Linked DNA regions of Homo sapiens: region 2 is linked to region 1. The links are chromatin loops, found by intact Hi-C in ENCODE. Cell type or tissue: dorsolateral prefrontal cortex. All regions are shown on one strand. Each heading gives the region's core, and the rest is flanking DNA. Links, peaks and the distances in the headings are about the cores only.

The links. A loop is a pair of places that touch in the nucleus more often than their neighbours do. Peaks named below come from ENCODE experiments on the same cell type or tissue, not always from the same donor. Only the 100,000 strongest peaks of a DNase experiment are listed, where the experiment ranks them.
Region 2: a loop joins it to region 1, with 2.0 times the contacts of the local background. A loop is called at or near these places in 6 of 110 quality-filtered maps.

What each region holds. Positions count from the first base shown.
Region 1 is chr1:32,399,188-32,402,097 of GRCh38, forward strand. It overlaps the pseudogene GAPDHP20. Among named protein-coding and RNA genes, the nearest start is that of BSDC1, 6.2 kb to the left of the region's middle. RefSeq lists an enhancer at 1,606-1,725. In dorsolateral prefrontal cortex, for the core only: CTCF peaks have their summits at 1,822 (motif pointing right) and 2,031; a DNase peak (open chromatin) is centred at 1,844; H3K27ac peaks cover 1,216 bases.
Region 2 is chr1:32,610,909-32,613,818 of GRCh38, forward strand. LOC102723870 (a long non-coding RNA gene) reads right to left here and starts at 1,582. Exons shown (of 3, transcript XR_426677.5): 1 at 1,135-1,582. RefSeq lists an enhancer at 1,098-1,599 and a silencer at 1,368-1,477. In dorsolateral prefrontal cortex, for the core only: a CTCF peak has its summit at 1,416 (motif pointing right); DNase peaks (open chromatin) are centred at 762 and 1,423; H3K4me3 peaks cover 1,635 bases; H3K27ac peaks cover 965 bases.

The sequences.
Region 1 (2,910 bases), core at 294-2,793:
GAAATGATTTGTGTTGTGAAGATGATGTGATCAAATGATTGAATGCTACTGTTAACAGATCTAACGGTGCCATTGGGGTGAGCACTTTATACAGTGTACCTTCCCAAAAGCTCAATGAGGTGGGAACTATTTTTAATCTACATTTTATAAATGAAGAAGGTGACCAGGCACGGTGACTCATGTAATCCCAGCATTTTGGGAGGCTGAGATGGAAGGATTGCTTGAGCCCAGAAGTTTGAGACCAGTATGGGCAACATAATGGCACCCTATCTCTATTATTATTATTATTATTTTGAGACAGTTTCACTGTGTCGCCCAGGCTGGAGTGCGGTGGTGCAATCTTGGCTTACTGCGACCTCAGCCTCCCAGGTTCAAGCGATTCTCCTGCCTCAACCTCCTGAGTAGCTGGGATTACAGGCGTGCACCACCACACCCAGCTAATTTTTGTATTTTTAGTAGAGACAGGGTTTCGCCATGTTGGCCTGGCTGGTCTTGAACTGCTGACCTCAGGTGATCCGCCTGCCTCAGCCTCCCAAAGTGCTGGGATTACAGGCATGAGCCACTGTGCCCGGCCTCTATTATTTTTTTTTAAATAAAAGTGAAAAAGCTAAGATTCTGAGATATGGGGTGACTTTCTCAAGGTAACACAGCTAGGAAATGGCAGAACTCGGATTTGAACCCAAGGCTGTCTAATAAAATCAAGCTTCTGTGCATTTCATGCTAGTCTTAACTTCTTCCAACCTTATGTCCTGCCTCCCCACCCAGATGATAGCTGCAGGCATCCTGTCCTTCGTTATCTTCACCTTGTCTCATTCCTCACCCCCAGGCCCAGCAGAGTGCTCGCCCATGATGTCCCTAGTGACTGTGGATTCAGTGGGACCCTTTGCTTGGGTTTCTTTGGTCTTCCTTATCTGTTCACCCCAGTACCTTGACCGTTGGCTCCTTTCACTGCCATAACCTCTGGCATCAAACATATTCATCCTTTTTTTTTTTTTTTTTTTGAGGCAGGTCTCACTCTGTCACCCCAGCTGGACTGCACTAGCATGATCATGGCTCACTGCAGCCTCAGCCTTCTAGGCTCAAGTGATCCTCCTGCCTCAGCCTCCTGAGTAGCTGGGACCACAGGCATGTGCCACCATGCCTAATTTAATTTTTTTTTTTTTTGTAGAGATGGAGTCTTGCTATGTTGCCTAGGCTGGTCTACGAACCCCTAGGATCTAGCGATCCACCTGCTTTGGCTTTCCAAAGTATTGGGATTACAGGCATAAACCACTGTGCCCGGCCAATGTCTTCATCCTTAACATTGGGATACTAATTCTGGTTGTTGTAATGACTAAAGAAAATAAATAAAACACCTAGCACATTGCAAGGCATAAAGTCCTCATGTAGGGATTATGATTGTCTTACCTCCTTACCCCTGTCCTCAGAGCCTCATACAATGCTAGGCGCTGGTAGAGGGCTAATGGACATCTGTTGAGTTAAACAGTATGTTGAAAGAACACTGGTTTGGGAGTCAGCAGAGCTAGATTTTAATACTGGTTTATGGGCAGTTGTCACTTTTTCTCTCTGAAATTCAGTTTTTTCACTGTCCTTGGGGCCTCTACAGTCTCCTGCAGCTCTTAGGCAAAGTATGAATGCAGGTAAATCCCACACCCTCAGACCCTCCTTTGACTCAAATCCCCCCTCTGACACTGCTGGACCCCTTTTGGCAGATGATTTTTTTCCTACTCCCCCTACCCACCCCATTAGAATTGGCAGGTGATTCTTATCCCAGGATCCTGGCTTTTGCTCCCAAGGAGCCCTGACACCCAGGTGCCACCAGATGGTGCTGTGGACTCATTCTTCACGGGAAGCTGGCTCCCGGGCTCCCCGGCTCCCTATCTCCCCGGCTCCTAGGAGAGGCCTTCTGGCTCCTCTGGACAGGGTGGGGTTCCTCCGTGGAAGGCTGCTAGGCCTGGGATAATCCTGGGAGGTGACTCAAGCCTTTCAGAAATTTCCAAGGCCCAAGCCCGCCCTCGGTTTGGCGTGCAGATTCCAGCATAGAGTTGGCAGGAGGACTGGCTGCGTAATTTGTAGAACCCAGTGTAAGACCAAAATGCCTAAGTTACTGATGCAGGCAGCACAGGGAATGCCTAAAAGCCCATGGACTGGTTCTAGTTCAGCCCTCTAGAGCTGATTGTTAACATTTCAGGAATTTTGGCCGGGTGTGGTGGCTCACGCCTGTAGTCTCAGCTACCTGGGAGGCTGAGGCAGCAGAATCACTTCAGCCTGAGAGGCAGAGGTTGCAGTGAGCAGGGATCGAGCCACTGCACTCCACCCTGGGTGACAGAGGGAGACCCTGTCTCAAAAAAAAAAAAAAAGAAAGAAAAAGAAAAAAAGGAATTTTAAAAGCTGGTTGTTGAACACGGACATTATTTAATTAAATTTTATAAACTTACCATTAAATAAGTTATAGAGCTGGGTGTGGTGGCTCACACCTATAATCGCAACTTTTCAGGCGGCTGAAGCAGGATGATCGCTTGAGCCCAGGAGTTCAAGGTTACAGCGAGGTATGATTACACTATTGTACTCCAGCCTGGGTGACAGAGCAAGAGCTCATTTCTAAAAAATAAATAAATAAAATAAAAACAAAGGTAATAAATAACCCAAACTCATCACTATGTAATTACTTTTATATATTTCACTATCATTTATGCTCACTTTACTTTTTTTGGCTGGGTACAGGGGACTTTATTGATGGTACATGACAAAGTGCGGTCTCATAGTCCCCTCCCATTCTTCAGGGAGCCTGGCATGGAAACAGTGTTCAGGAGGGGGAGATTCTCAGTGTGGTGGGGGACTGAGTTTGGCAGGGACTCCCCAGCAGCTGAGGGCCTCTCTTCTTCTCGTGCTGTCACTGGGGCTGGTGGT
Region 2 (2,910 bases), core at 235-2,734, 210 kb after region 1:
AAAAAACCCAGGAGTTGAAAACCCCAGCTGAAAGTATTAGCACCACGTGTTAAAAAATGAAGGCCTTGAGATATGGCCACATTGGTTCACTCCTGTAATATCAGCGCTTTGGGAGGCTGAGGTGGGAGAATCACTTGAGGCCAGGAGTTCGAGGCCAGCCTGGGCATCAGTGACATTCTACCTCCACCAAAAAAACCCAAAAAATTAAAATTAGGCGGGCATGGTGGCACAGGCCTGTAGTCCCAGCTATTTGGGAAGCGAAGCTGGGGCGGGAGGATCCCTTGAGCCCAGGAATTCAAAACTGCAGTGAGCTATGATTGCGCCACTGCACTCCAGCCTGGGCCACATTGTGAGACACTGTCTATTAAAAAAGTAACAAATAGATAAAAAAGCCTGGGTTTTTTCTCCCTAAACAATGGATATCACGTTCAAGCAAGTGAACCCTCTATAAACCATGACTTTATATATTATTTTCAGGGATGACTATGCCAGTGAGCGAGATTAAGGGGTAGAAACTCTTCCTTTTCAGTCCTGTTTTTCGTCACAACTACTTTTCCTGGAAAGTTATTCAGTCTAACAGCTAGACCCCCCTTCCCCCACCGCCCCCGTCGGAGAGGCCTGGGATTTACCAGACACTCCTAAAGCTAGATTAGCTAGACTCTGGGGGCGATAGGGGGAAATAGGCATTTTTCTGTCGTGTGTAGTGGACGCCTTATAAAAAGCCCACATTTGGCCCGGCGCAGTGGCTTACGCCTGTAATCCCAGCACTTTGGGAGGTCGAGGCCGGCGGATCACCTGAGATCAGGTCAGTCTGGCCAACATCGTGAAACCCCGTCTCTACTAAAAATACAAAATTAGCAGAGCGTGGTGGTGGGCGCCTGTAATCCCAGCTACTCGGGAGGCTGAGGCAGAAGAATCACTTGAACCCGGGAGGCGGAGGTTGCAGTGAGCCGAGATCATGCCATTGCACTCCAGCCTGGGCAAAAAGAGCAAAACTCCATCTCAGAAAAAAAATATAAAAATAAATTAAAAAATAAAAATAAAAAGCCCACATTTGCCAGGCACCGACTAGATCCAGCACCGTCCTCATTTAAAACAGTTGGACTTGGGGGGTTGTGCACTGGAATGACTAACCTGGAAGCCACGCCACGACTCAGGGGCGGAGGGGACTCGAATCCGCGCGATCAGATGCCGCCGCAGGTGCTTAAGACCTGCAGCCTACAGAGCAAGCCTATCTTATCCCCACTTTAGGAAAAGTTGTCTGGTGTTACTTAAGGTTATGACATTGTGCTCTGTGAAGTCACTTGCGTCCCCGACACCTCCCAACTCAGCTGGGACTGGCCAGTGCCCTGCTCCCTGACCTCGCCGCGGCGGCCAGTAGGAGGTGTCGGCGCCCCAGGAGTCCGCGGCCGAGCCAATGGGAGCCGCGAGAAGGGCCGGGGCGGAGCCTGGACGCGTGATGCCAGGGAACCACTCCCGTGGGATTTGGCCAGAGGCATCTCACTGGCGTCCTGTCGCCCAGGCTGGGGTGCAGTGGCTCGATCTCAGCTCACTGTGACCTCTGCCTCCCGGGTTGAAGCGATTCTTCCGCCTCAGCCTCCCTAGTATCTGAGATTATGGGCGTGCGCCACATGCCCGGCTAATTTTTTTGTATTTTTATTAGAGACGAGGTTTCACCATGTTGGCCAGACTGGTCTTGAACTCCTGGCCTCATGTGATCCACCCACCTCGCCTCCCAAAGTGCTGGGATTACAAGCGTGAGCCACCGCGCCTGGCCTGAAGTGCAGGCTTTTGAATATAGATGCTCAACGAAGATATGGGAGAAAGAAAGCTAGATTAGCACAGGAAAAAGCCACAGTAGATAAGTAGGAGACGGGAAATAAGTCTGGAGAAGAGAAAGGAGAGGGAAAAGCAGAAACGAGTGACTCAGCCTGCCCAGCTTAATAAACTAAGATTCTAGCTACCATGTCACTTGTGCAGATGGCACGGGCTCCCAGGGTTGTCTCTAGAATGATGACACCCCTTCACCAAGCACTGTGGACCTTCTTTAGAATTAAAGAGGGGGCTGGACACAGTGACTGACGCCTGTAATACCAGCACTTTGGGAGGAGGAAGTGGAAGGATTGCTTGAGGCCAGGAGTTTGAGACCAGCCTGGGCAAAATACTGCCTTTGCAAAATTATGACTGAGACAGTGGAAAGAGATCTAACCTGACTCCATCTTGCTTCTAACCTCCAAGCTATCCTTGTTCATTCCTGGGTGGAGGCTGAACTAACTTCGGGAGAAACTTATAGTTTATAGTTTAAAACAAAGATGATAACAGCCCTTTCCCAAAACAAACCTCCTTGCCTGGGGACTAGGCTGCCTTTGTAGGACTAAGAAATTAGCCACAAGATTAGAAATTATGGTTTAGGATTCATGCAGCTGGAGGTTACAAAATCTTGACCCTCCCTAAACTGCTCTTCAGATCAGTGTTTGAGATATTTTGCAGACCCTGCACTTGATGGATCAGCTGGGACCACCCAGATCGATAAACTGGCTCATCTGATCTTGTGACCCCCCCCCCCCCACACCTAAGAACTGACTTAGCGCAAGAAGACAGCTTCCACTCCCTATGATTTCATCTGTGACCTGACCAATTAGCACTCCCGGCTCACTGGTTTCCCCCCACCCACCAAGTTGTCCTTAAAAACTCTGATCCCCAAATACTGGGCAAACTTAATTGAGTCATAATATAACTCTGGTCTCCCGCAGAGCCAGCTCTGCGTGAATTACTCTTTCCCTATTGCAATTCCCCTGTCTTCATAAATCGCCTCTGTCTAGGCAGCAGGTAAGGTGAACCCACTGGGTAGTTATACTGTCTCCCAAAAAAACAGCAGTCAGGCATAGTGACACATGCCTGTAGTCCCAG